Regions from separate parts of the Homo sapiens genome. Here regions 2 and 3 are each linked to region 1. A link is a loop called in an ENCODE intact Hi-C map of the cell type or tissue named here. Cell type or tissue: mammary epithelial cell. All regions are shown on one strand.

Evidence for each region. A loop is a pair of places that touch in the nucleus more often than their neighbours do. Peaks named below come from ENCODE experiments on the same cell type or tissue, not always from the same donor. Only the 100,000 strongest peaks of a DNase experiment are listed, where the experiment ranks them.
Region 2: a loop joins it to region 1, with 4 times the contacts of the local background. A loop is called at or near these places in 3 of 110 quality-filtered maps.
Region 3: a loop joins it to region 1, with 6 times the contacts of the local background. A loop is called at or near these places in 3 of 110 quality-filtered maps.

The regions. Positions count from the first base shown.
Region 1 is chr2:1,548,900-1,552,899 of GRCh38, forward strand. The region is part of intron 4 of LALTOP (lung cancer associated lncRNA targeting TOP2A); the gene reads right to left. It overlaps LOC102723730 (a long non-coding RNA gene), which reads left to right and starts at 3,031. Exons shown (of 3, transcript NR_168373.1): 1 at 3,031-3,655; 2 at 3,839-3,958. RefSeq lists a silencer at 1,911-2,020. In mammary epithelial cell, a CTCF peak has its summit at 2,002 (motif pointing left); no DNase peak of the experiment used is centred here.
Region 2 is chr2:1,673,941-1,677,940 of GRCh38, forward strand. It overlaps PXDN (peroxidasin), which reads right to left. Exons shown (of 23, transcript NM_012293.3): 8 at 2,987-3,104. Among named protein-coding and RNA genes, the nearest start is that of LALTOP, 51 kb to the left of the region's middle. RefSeq lists an enhancer at 3,523-4,000. In mammary epithelial cell, a CTCF peak has its summit at 1,975 (motif pointing right); a DNase peak (open chromatin) is centred at 1,881; H3K27ac peaks cover 2,178 bases.
Region 3 is chr2:287,976-291,975 of GRCh38, forward strand. ALKAL2 (ALK and LTK ligand 2) reads right to left here and starts at 116. Exons shown (of 6, transcript NM_001002919.3): 1 at 38-116. It overlaps LOC101927262 (a long non-coding RNA gene), which reads left to right. Exons shown (of 3, transcript XR_007085917.1): 2 at 2,703-2,776. It overlaps LOC105373346 (a long non-coding RNA gene), which reads right to left. Exons shown (of 6, transcript NR_189079.1): 6 at 2,966-3,145. In mammary epithelial cell, a CTCF peak has its summit at 2,353; no DNase peak of the experiment used is centred here; H3K4me3 peaks cover 1,151 bases; H3K27me3 peaks cover 911 bases.

The DNA of each region.
Region 1 (4,000 bases):
GCTTTGAGCTGAGGGAGATCTGGAAGTCAACAGAAGCAAGAAGTCCTCTCTGGCCTTCACCCTTCTTCCCACTACAAAGGCCATAATGGAAACTAGGGCTCTTCTCCCTGAAAGCAAGCCGTAAAACCTGGGAGGGTAGCTCTCTGCCTCCCCGCTTCTCCCGGAAGGTTGAGTGTCTGTGTCCTGCTGGGCACCCAGGGGACGATCCCAGCACAGACCCAGGAAGGATTCTGCCAAGGGGCCTGGCCAGGCTCCCGGCTCACCAGCTCCAGGGCACGCCTTTCTGTCCACTCCCAGAACCCCCTGGTTCCTGCTTCCTTCCTCAGGCTTAGCAGAAGAATTCCGTTTCCCGGGGCCTTGGGTCCTCATGTGTGGCGGAAGGCTTTGGCTAAACACATGTGCCATGCCCTCCTGTCAGTGTGACTTTGGGTGCAGGGGTGTCCACCACGAGCCTTGCAATGGGTAAGGAGAAGGAAACTGTCTCCGGGATGGACTGGCCCCACACCCCTCCCTCCTGCCCTCACCCACCCTTGGTCTCTACAGGAGCGAGTTTCATCCCAGGCTGAGCCCAGTCCCCGGGGCCAGCACCTGTCTGCAGAGTACCTCCAGTCCTCAGTCCTGGTAAGTAACTGGATCCCGGAGCAGCTGCAGCCAGTGGCTGTGCAAGTCTGCCCTTCTGCCTGGCAGCTCTTTTCCTAGAGCAGTGATTCATACTTAACAGGCGCTCCAGGGAGAGCATAAAAGTGACCACCCCAAGGAGAAAAGCAGAGGGGCCAAGCTTTGATGGCTCCCATTGAGAAGTTTCATGAGATAATCCAAGGAGAAAGATGAGTACAGTGCCTGCCAGTAACAGTTACTCAGTGGCTTCTAGGTCCCTCCAGTCACAGTTACTCAGTGGCTTCTAGGTCCCTCTCTCGGAAACCAGACTGACATTCCTGAGGCTGCAGGGCAGGTAAGCCTTGGCCCAGAGGGAGGCAGAGAACAGGCATATGGTGCAGAACAGGCATAGTGCAGAGGTGGATGCACATTTTCCAGATTGGTTCGAATTTTTCAGGACATCCATTTTGTGCTGTGGCCCCACCCCAGCCACGTAAATAGGGACAAGTTCCACCTGCCATAGGACACCGCCCGCCCCCTCTCCAGACACCTGCCTCTTCTCTTCTGCAGCTGACAGCAGGGCTTCTCCTGCTGGGTCTGCAGGCCTCCATCAGGCCCTGGCTTTGGGGGCTCACCCCAGCCCATCTCATGCAGCACTGTTGGTGCAAAGGTGTCCCTGCTCCAGGGCTGGGCTCCTGTAGACCAGCAGAGGCTGACTGAGCTGGACCCGTGGGCTGGGGGACTTTGACCTGGTTCTGTTGAGTCAACTGACCTGCCTGAGGGTACTGCTACTGCTGTCACCCAGAGTGCAATCAATCACAGGCCCTGTGCCCGCATTTCACAGCTAAGGAATGGCAGATCCTGTGCGGGGAGGGAAGGAAGGAAGGGAGAAATGGAGGGAGGGAGGCAGGGAGGAAAGTGTACAGGGAGAGACAGAGCGCAGGGCTGCTGGATGGAGAGACCTGGACCGGGCCAGGCTTGGCCGTGTGAGGAGCGCCTGTCCTTCTAGGGACCTTGGAGATCAGGGAGCAGGCTGCTGACAAACGACTTATTTCTCCTCCCTCTGAACTCCCAAATTCCCAGAAATCTGCCTCGAAAGTGGGGAGAGCAGAGAGGCTGTGAGGTTGGACCGAGGGGGCCCACGGCCTCACCCTCCTTCCCACGTGGGCCACCCCTGGACGCTTCGTTCGCAAGCCTGATATTGTCCTAAGATGTGGTTTGATTTTTAAGGGCGGAGAGATGGGCTCAGCTGCTGGTGGAATCCAGCCCCTCCGTCTTTGCGGGATGTGGGGTCTCTGCCTCCTGCAGTGACAGCACCGGCATGACCCAGCCTGGCTTCCCGCTCCCAAGCGCGGGCACCTGCGGCCGAAGACGCGGCTCCGCAGCGCCACCTAGTGGCCGCCCAGCCTCTCCCCAAAGCGGAGCCTTAGGACGAAGCTCCCTTTCCCCGAGGTCCCTGCAGGTTTCTGTGGAGCCTGGGAGTCTGAATTACTGTCTCCCGGGTGATTCCTAACCCTGGAAACTCGCTGCTGCTCCCTGGGGCTGGTGGTCGTGCCAGTTGCTGCGTCAGAGCAGTTGGGCGCCCACAGGCTGAGGACGCCGGGGCCAGGGTGAGGGTGAGGCTCCACCTCAGGGCTCCAGAGACCGAGTTTTGCACTTGACACTTCCTTAACCTTCGAAAGCCTGATTCCTTCTTATCGCCCTGAGGGCCTGAGGTCCCCTATCTGCATGATGGAGGGGTTGGATACCATGGTCTTGAAGACCTTCCATTCCTAGGGTGACAAGATTCTAACCACATTGCACATGGAACACTTCTCGGTGCAATGACCCCAAACAACATCCCAGCCTGTGCAGTTCCCACTCCCAGAGATCCGAAAGTCGGTGGGTGACGACCCACGTGTGAAAGGGGCTCTAGAGAGCTGCCTACAGTCTCATGTCCCCCCACCCACCGCCCTCCGTGTGCTCAGCACCTGAACGTCTTCACAGAGACAGGGCAGAGTCTGTTTAAAAGGAAGCTCCGACAGTCTCCCTACGAAGAGATGGCCGCCACCTCAGGCACGTGGGATATTTCTGGGGATGGAATTGTCGCAATAATGAGGAAATCCCCTGTGGTTTAATGGGCAGAGTCCCAAAGGTGCTTGACATCCTGACCAGCACAAGGCAGCCCACCTCCTGCAGAAACTGTGAAAAAAAGGCAAGAAAAGTATACCCATAACTAATTTGAGTGGTTGTAATGTACACTGAAACAAAAAAGTCTTTTCAATTTTTTTTTCTTTTTGAGATGGAGTCTCACTCTGTCGCCCAGACTGGAGTACAGTGGCACGATCTCGGCTCACTGCAACCTCTGCCTCCCAGGTTCAAGCTATTCTCCTGCCTCAGCCTCCCTAGTAGCTGGGATTACAGGTGTCTGTCACCATACCAGCTAATTTTTGTATTTTTAGTAAGATGAGGTTTCACCATGTTGGCCAAGCTGGTCTCTAACTCCTGGCCTCAGGTGATCTGCCCACCTCGGCCTCCCAATGTGCTGGGATTACAGGTGTGAGCCACTGCACCTGACCCTTTTCCCGATTTTAATTGCACTAAACTTCCATAGAATGCTGACAGCGCATAAACATGATAATGTGTCTTTGCAATTTTCAAGCTTAAATACTTAGAATCCAAAAATATGATGAAGTGTGGAGTTTATTTGAACACGAAGTTGGAGGATAGTCACATAGGAAACACAGACTCTCAAAATGGAAAGTTAAAGTCTCATTTACATAGTCAGAGGCAGAGGTTTAACAGGTTGCAGCATTTTCCAACAAGATCAAGACATAGGTTATAGCGATTTGACTTGATTGGTCACAGCTCGCTACACTAAGGAAGCTTGTTTTAACATCCCATAAGGAAGGGTAATGGTCTTGAGGCGGTCTCACCTCTGGTACCATTCAGTCTTTCCTAATCATTACAGGACAAGAATGAGGAAGAGATTTGACCCAGAATAAAGAAGCAGAAGGTGCAGCTTCACACCATGCGACGCAGGCCCCACAGCCACGTTCCTCTCAAGGCTCAAAATCAGGTACGGTTCCAACAGCTTTCAGTTTGGATTAATTTCACATCTCCCCTTTTCAACATCAACATGATCCTTTTGAAGAAAGCTTAGTAGCTGAATGCAGATGGTTTGGGAATCTCTGTATGTTTAGGGGCTTAGCCCCAGATACTTAGGAAGGTTCACTCCTAGGACGTTGTCTCCCATGTCTAGGGCCATGTGCCAAGCTGTACAGAACTGACGGGGCATAGGCCGAACCTGGAGCCACATGAAGGAAGTGACGTGGTGACCTTGGTCAGGCTACACAGCTGCATTGTCCGTTAATGGGATTCTGTGAGTGACGATTATTTTAGTATCTTCAGTTGTGAACTGACT
Region 2 (4,000 bases), 130 kb after region 1:
GTCTCCTCCTTCCTGGCAGCCCTGACCTAACAGGCAATTCTGAAAAGGGGACCGTGTATTTGCACATCTCATTCACTCAGGTACTTATCCTTAGTATTCACGTGTTCAATCTATCTACATGTTTTAAAGTGTTTCTAATTCCAAAGGAGAAAGCAATGAACAAAACGGAAAAAATTCCAAGGAAACATTTTCTTTCGTTTCTGGTGAATTAACTAAAAAGGGTAGAAACATTTTTACATTACTAAAAGCCAGAGCTGTATCTATGTGTATTTTATTTTTTTATTTTAGAGACAGAGTCTCACTCTGCAGCCCAGGCTGGAGCGCAGCGGTATAACCATTGCTCACTGCAGCCTCAGCTTCCTGGGCTTAAGCGCTCCTCCTGCCTCGGGCTCCGAAAGTGCTGGGATTGCAGGTGTGCGCCAGACCTCTCTATCTGTATTTTAACAAACAGTGCCTGCAAGCTGCTGGTTGGCCTCCCTCTGGGATCTGGGAGGAACCTGTGGCACTGCACCACGAAGAGGCCAGGACACAGGTGACCCCACCTTTGCATGGCTTGGCCAGTCCTCGGGCAGCAAGGACCTCCCCTGGGGCCATGCTGCATCACACACACTTCGGGCAGCCAAGAAAAGCTGCAACCTTTACCCCAACGCTCAGTCCTGCCGCCTCTCACCCTCACCCCACCTGTAACTTCACTTTAGTTCCCTTTATGCAGAAGCAGGTGAAGAGGAGAGAGGTGACATTGGATGCCACTGAGATCCCAGTCTATGGCAAGTGTGAGGACAGAGTAAGAACAGCCAGGCACGGAGCCCTCTGAGAATGCAGACGGGCCTACAGAGAACTCCTACTTGCAGATCACCAAGACAGACAAGACCTCTGTGAAACAGAAACCCACTTCCTCAGTGCACGAGATTCATCACCTTCCACGCGAGTTTCCTAAGGAGCCTGTGCAGCCTGGACCAAGCTGGGTCGCTCATGCAGGAGGAGCAGCACCAGCACTGTGCAAAAGCACTTCCCCATGACCGCCCTCAGAAACCTGCCAGCGCGCAGCCAAACCGTCGGGAACACTCGAAAGACCAACGCCCACCTTCTCCCAAATCTTCCTCATGCTCTCCTCGCCTGGCACCAATCCCCCAACTTGCAATCTGTCCTTACCCACAGGGATTGCTGGATGGAAGCAATGTCAGCTTAGGCCCCATAAACAAGACTCTCTCTGATGTGGCCCAATCCCCCCCACCAGAAACACGGCGAGCCAGCAGGTGAGGGTGGCCTGCAGGTGACTCTGGATGTTAGGTAAGGCCAGCCGGCAGGTGAGACTCGAGCTGGTGGAGGGCAGAGCCCAGCACAGGTCACCAGGCCTCAGGGCTTTGGCTCTAGCTCTGCCATATTTAGCTGTGAGATTTCAACTGCGGGCATCAATTTTTTCGTATATAAAATGTAGGTGTGATGGACTGGGGCCAAATTTATGCTTCCCTGACTTTTAAATGCACACAACATAATACTGCAGAATTCCTCCAGTGTTCTCTGGATTTTAAATCTCATCAACTTGGGAGCCATCCAAGACAAAAGCTGTGAAGAGAGTGACTGCACCTTACAGGCTCCTTGTCCGGCACTGCAGCCAAGGTCAATATGACTTTTCAGTCATGAGGATAACAAAATCTAGAGCTGGAACAAACCTCCCATGTCCTCTTCAGCATGAACACATCTTCCCATTCTGTTCCTGACCACTGGGGATGGCCAGCTCCCTGCTCCTGTCCATCTCTTCTATAAACACCACCTTGCCCGAGAGCCAAGCCCAGCCCGGTTTGCCTCTGGAGTCTGGAACAATGACTCAGTTTGTGCCTCATCACAGTTTGAGCCCGAGTATCAAACAATGACTCAGTTTGAGCCCGAGTATCACAGGGCTCACATCTCAGACGCATCCCTCTTGCTGCCTCATGACTAAACATGGCCAGAGAGGAGCAGCGCAGGAGTGCTGGGGCTGGGCCGGCAGGAGGAGCTCCTTCAGAAGCTGTCCTCACGCAGGCAGATGGGAGAAGGTAGGACATGGTGGCTTTACTTCAGGATTTTCTTTTAAGGATTCCTTTCAAAAGGTCACTTTGAAAGTGCTCCACTCCAACTTAGGACCCTCAGTGATTTGGCCCCAGGTGCCTTCCGGCAATCTGACCTCATTCCCACCTAGGCCTCTCTGCCCCTGCACCCAGGTCCTGCCCCACCCACCCCCCTTGCACGCCTTTCACCTCCTCCCATCTCTTCCCCCTAGACTCCATCACTCCTTAACCAACACAGCCCCAGCTCACAAACCCCAGCAGCGCAGGGGTGCTCCCCACACCTGGCTCACAGGTGGGGCTCGCTGCCAGGACGCATGTAATGGTCAGCGGTAGGACTTCCCTCCGTCACCCTGACAGCCGCAGCCAGGGCCGTCTTAGCCTTAACAGGTCCACAGCATGTTTGTGGACACAAGAGAAGACTTCCTTTGTTTGGGAGACAAGTTAGATCCACACGGGAGCTGAGCGAACCTGTGTCAGCAGCTGCATGGCGCTCCAGGCTCCTGAGGACGCCGTCCCAGCAGAGGTCAGGGCCCCTCCCGCACCCACTCAGGTTGGTCACAATGCCCCAGGTCAAGGCTGCCAACAACAGTGACCAGAGCAAACAGGCTGCTGCCAGACGTCAGCAGGCAGGGAGAGAACAACCAGCATGCTCTCCCTCCCTCCCACCGGGAAGGGCCGCAGTGACGCGTTGCCCAGCCAGGGCACCCCTGTGCTGCCCAGGAGAGAGTGGGGAAGGGGCCCCAGCCTGGCAGAAACGTCGTCACACCCCCTGCCATGTAAGACCGGAAAAGGAGCAGAAATAGTTTCTCCTTTGTACTTTTCCCTACGTGGAGGAGGAAAAGTGGACGTGGGCCTTGGTGGGGAGTGAGGTGTGGTTTGGGTGTCTGAGTGTAACTCCGAGAGATGCACAGGGGCATTTCTGTTTGGCCCCAACTCACTTGTTTCGCAGCCAGATGATCTCAGGCTTGGGGTTGCCTTCGGCTCTGCAGGTGAAGTACACGGTGTTCCCCGAGGTCACATCTGCGTCCTGGGGCTCGGAGGTGATCCGGGGCCTTTCTGTGCCCAACCAGAAAATGGAAACCTTTTTAGTCTAAACCATGACATGAAAATAAATGACAACACACGCTGAGTTCTCTGTGTCCAAAAGGAAACCACAGATGCCCAAAGGTGTAATTCAGCCACAAACATCCCCCACAAAAGTGCCAGACTGGCTTCTCTACAGCCCCGTCTATGGTGCGGATCTACATGATGTCTATGCCTCAGGGTGCCATGTTCTGAGCACCCTAGAGACAGGCTGGCTCAGAGTTGGGCAGACAGCCCCAAATGACAGCCTTCGGCGTCCCCTCGAGGCCCTCTGGGAAAGCCAAACACCTGTGCGGAGTGGATACGCCACGGGTCGCTATTTTCACTGAAGAAAAGACAAAAAATAGTACTCTGTAGCTAAAGCGTCCCTGAAAGAATAAGCCTCTAAAAGCACAGGCAGGTGGCAGACACCACAGCTGGAGCAACTCCCAGCCTCCCTCCTCCACAGCTGCCCCGCCCTTCACCCTCCACCCTGGGCAAGGGGAGAATGGCCTCTCCTGCCTCCTGCGTGCCCGTGACTCCACATGGCTTCCGAGGGCCATCCGAGGGCCACCCGAGGGCTGACGGCTCCCAGGCCTTCCTCGAGGGCTGACGGCTCCCAGGCTCCCGTCCCTGGTGGCTGCTCCGGAGCTCCAGGCCCGCACAGGGAGCGGCCTTCTCTAAGGCTCCCCTCAGCAGCCATGAGGGAACCACACCAAGGGCAGGCCTAGGCTTCCATCTCTGCCTCGTCACCTCAGTGTGCGAATCTGTCTCCATGTACATTCTGTGAGCATCACGAGAAGAAAAACACAACCACACACAGGTGTGTACAAGTGAGTGCCTGCAGTGGGGCGGACACAAGCACGGGTACGAGTGTGTGTGTGTGTGCA
Region 3 (4,000 bases), 1.3 Mb before region 1:
GCGGGAGGAGCCGCTGGCGCTGGACCCGGCCCCTCACCTCCGCGGACCCCGAGGAACAAGCCGGCAGGTGAGGGAGCCGCGGTCTCCTCGACGATCACGCCCGAGGTCCCGCCCACGGGGAGCGACCGCCGCTGGTGCGGAAAGGAGCCCCCGGAACCCGCCCGCCCGCCAGCCCGGCCCCTCCTAACTTTCGCCCGAAAGGCCGCGTCCGCCGAGCGCGCTGCGCCTGGCGCGGGCGCAACTTTCTTTCCCCTTTGGAAGCCGCGGGTGCCAGGCAGCTCCCCGGCCGCGGGCGGACCTCGGAGGGGCCGCGCTCCCGCGCCTACCGCTCTCCAAGAAGGCGGCGCCGCGCGCCGGGCCCGGCGGCCGCGCTCAAGTTTCCAGCGTCGCCTTTGCGCGGTGGTCGCCGGCGAGCGCCGAGTCCCCGAAGCCCACGGAGGAGGCCGGGTGCGGACCCTCGCGCTGGCCCCGGCCGCGCCACGTGCTGGAAGCCCCTCCACCTCCCGGCCATGGCGCCCTCCCGCACCTGCCCGGCGCCACCCGGGAGCCACCTGCGCGTCGTGGCCGGGCCGGTTACCTGGAGCCGCCGGAGTCGTCGCCGTCTGTGCGCACGTCTGTCCCCGCGCCCCGAGCTGCGCCACTACTCCATGCCCGGCGGGCGGAGCGCACGGGACGCGGGGACTCGGCCGCTCCGAGCGCTGGACCCACGGCCGACCTGGGGTGCGCCGGCTCCGAGTCCCGCCTCAGACCTCGGGGAGCTTCTTATCCCCGCGCCCGCCGACGTCAGGCGGGTCCCCAAGGGCTCCGAGCGGGGCTTTAATTAGAAGCCGCTGAAGTGTTAGTACCCCCATGCGGATCTTCGTCAGTCCCCCCGCCTCACCTCGCTCTCGCCTCCCCCCGTCTCCCGCTCCCCCTCAACTCCGCCCCCGCCCCCGCCCGGTCCCCCCACCCGCATCTCCACCGCGTCTCCCCCTCGCCCGCGCCCCGTCTCCCGCGCCCCTTCCCTCCCCACCTTCCCCATCTCCCGTCTCCTCCTCTCCTGCCCCACCTTCCCCCACTCCCCGTCTCCTCCTCTTCCCCCTGTTCTCCTCCCCCCGCCCCTCCCCCAGTCTGTTTCCCTCCGTTCCTGTCACTTGTGACAGGATGAGAAGAAACGCCTTTACCAGGAACTCGGTTCTGTTTTTGTCTAAATGTAGATCTTGGGCTATTAAAAAGGGAGCTGCCTGATTGCTTCGACATTTAATAAGTCAATTAGAGTCCATCCGTTTTGGAGGGATCCGCTCTCCGGACCTCGAGGGGTCTGCCCCGCCCGAGCCCAGTCCCCAGGTTCGGGTCCCCAAGCCCTGGTCCCCGAGGCGGGGCGGCCAGGAGGCAGGAGATGGGCGGGTGAGGACTCTCCACGGCCCCCGAGGTGCGCACAGCTGACCACCCGAGGAGGGGCAGGACCTGCACCCCCTCCCCAGACCCCCTGCGAGAGGACGAGCGAAGGTCCCTCCCCGGCAAGGACCGCGCCATCTGCGCGCTCCTCTGCGCTGGACCCTCGGCCCGCGGGTCCCTCGCGCCCCGGCAGGGAACGCCCGCAGGAGGGCACTTGCCTCCCGGACTCGTCTTTAAGAAAGTTTGGCTCTTTGGCCGAAGCCCGGCACATCTGTGAAAGTTCAGCAATTTGCCTCTTTTATTTTATTCTTGTAAAATGTATTATCAATCAGTTGCGCACTTTCCCATTCGATTGGTGCTTTCTGGGCAAGAGCTGGACGTCTTCCAAGTCCGCGATCTGTTTGGGAAAGGTGTTCTGAGTGCAATCAGAGAGGCGGAGTGGGCGAGAATTAAAGGCCTGCACCATGATCGGGGCAGTCGCAGGACCGCGGCGGGAAGGTGCTGGCCCAGGCGCACGTGAGCGCGGGCGGTGCGGGCGGAAGGCTCCGCGCCCCGATCCCCCAGCTCCCGGAGAGGCCCCGTCTGCGCCCGTCCCCGCGTCCTTTCTCTCTTCCTGCACGGGGTCTGTCTCCTCAGGAGGAGAAAGTGTCCGGCAGAGCTGGGCGGGGAGGCAGCGTGGAGAGAGAAGATATGAAATGTGCCGGTTCCGGACCCCGCCCCACACCCTTGGGATCTGCGTTCTCTCCGCTCCCTTGAAAAACAGATGGTTTGATTTCACAGCGAGGCTTTTCTTTTTCTTTTTGCAAGCTACATGACTGAAATGTGAACATTTCTGCTAAAATACACTCAGGAAAAAGTAAAATTTTATGTCAAACAGACCTTAGGCACATAAAAGGAGGCATTTTTCGTTTCTCTCTTTCCCCTTCCCATGTCCAAGAAGACACTTGAGTTCCACGGGCAAGAGCGACGCCTGGCGATGGAACCGGCCCTCCCCGGCCCTGCTCCCGGTCCTGCTTGCCGGGCCCACCTCGCAGCTGGTGGACACCGCAGTTCCCAGAAAAATAGAACCATGAGAAGATTTTACTGTTGTAAAATAGCTTGGTGTAAGACAGTTTTTCAAAAAAATCTTTGTATGGTAAAAAGAAGAAAACACATTTCACGTATTATTTTAAATTTACATAGACCTATTAGAATAGTATTTTATAAAATCAAAAGCTAAATTTCTTCTATAAAATGCTAGTAGGATCTATTTCCCCCAACACACACAAATTCTACCTACCGAGGAAGCCTTGCTAGTAATTAATATTATGTCTTTTCTTTTGCAGTTTTTAATGGGACAAATGGATTCCTTGAATGAGCCCTTTCTACCATCCAAGTGTGGGCCAAGACTTCCGCCCAGGTTAGTAGAGGTTTGGTGGATAATCAACAGCAACAGAGCTGATGCTTGGTTGGTCTTTGGATTAATGAGATCTTACAATTAAGAGTCAGACAATTTATGTGTTCATTTATTTTTACAAAGTTCTCTGCCAAAATTATCTAGGTGCTGCTCATTTTATATTATAGAAACAATTTTTACAGACTAACAAACTTAGAGTGTACCACCGATTTGTTAATCTTTATTGAATTTTTAAGTTAATGGTATTGTCAAGACGAACCCCTTGGAGTTCTCCAGTCATCAGAAATAGGTGTGCAGTCATCCCTTGGTATAGCGTGGGACTGGTTCCAGCAGATACCGAAATCCAGGCACATTCACGTCTCACAGTGGGGCCTGTGGAACACGCAAATACGGAAAGTTGCCCTCCCTCTGTGTGCGTTTCGCATCCTCCAGCTGCTGTGTTTTCGACCCACGTTTGAAAAAAAATATGTAAGTGGACCCCTTCAAACCCGTGCTTTTCAAGCAGGAAGCCAAAAAGAAAAGAGATACAATTAGCAACAAACTATATTCTAGAATTACTGGAAAAATTTTTTTCTAGATTTGATTTAGTTTGGTTATCTTTTTGAGAAAACTGTGTTGGATCATAGGAAGAAAACCGAGCAGAGGAAAAAAACCTGTATTTAATCTACCCTAACAGTACTATATATAGGTCCTGAGATGGGTGAGTTGATTTTTTCAATTCATAAACAGGTTAAAGTTCTGATGTTTTGACTGCAATCATTTTTTTTCTTCATCCAGAGGGTACGTATTTAATTTTAGATGAATATTAGCTGCCCTCAAAGACTTCTAAAATACCTGTGTTAACCACATGCTTTAAAATGAATTGTTATATTTTTCAATCATTATGGCAATCATTTAACAATCTAACGAAGTTTGTATTGTAGAAAAAAATCACCTTTCATAAAGGATAACATCATGTACTATAAACAAATATTGCTTACTGTTTAATATTTACCAATTCTGCTTTTTTAAGCTATCAAAATGCTATTAGTGTGCTAGGCACGTACTAGACAGTGTTTAAAGCATTTAGGAAGACAAGCTTTCTAACAGGATTAATTTTCCTAGTATAAATGTAATAAATATAGACTCTTACAAGTGATAATGTATGCATGATATCTGCAGCTTATTCTAGATCAATGAAGTACAGCATTCTATGTAACACTTCTCCCCTTCTAGGGAGGAAGAAGA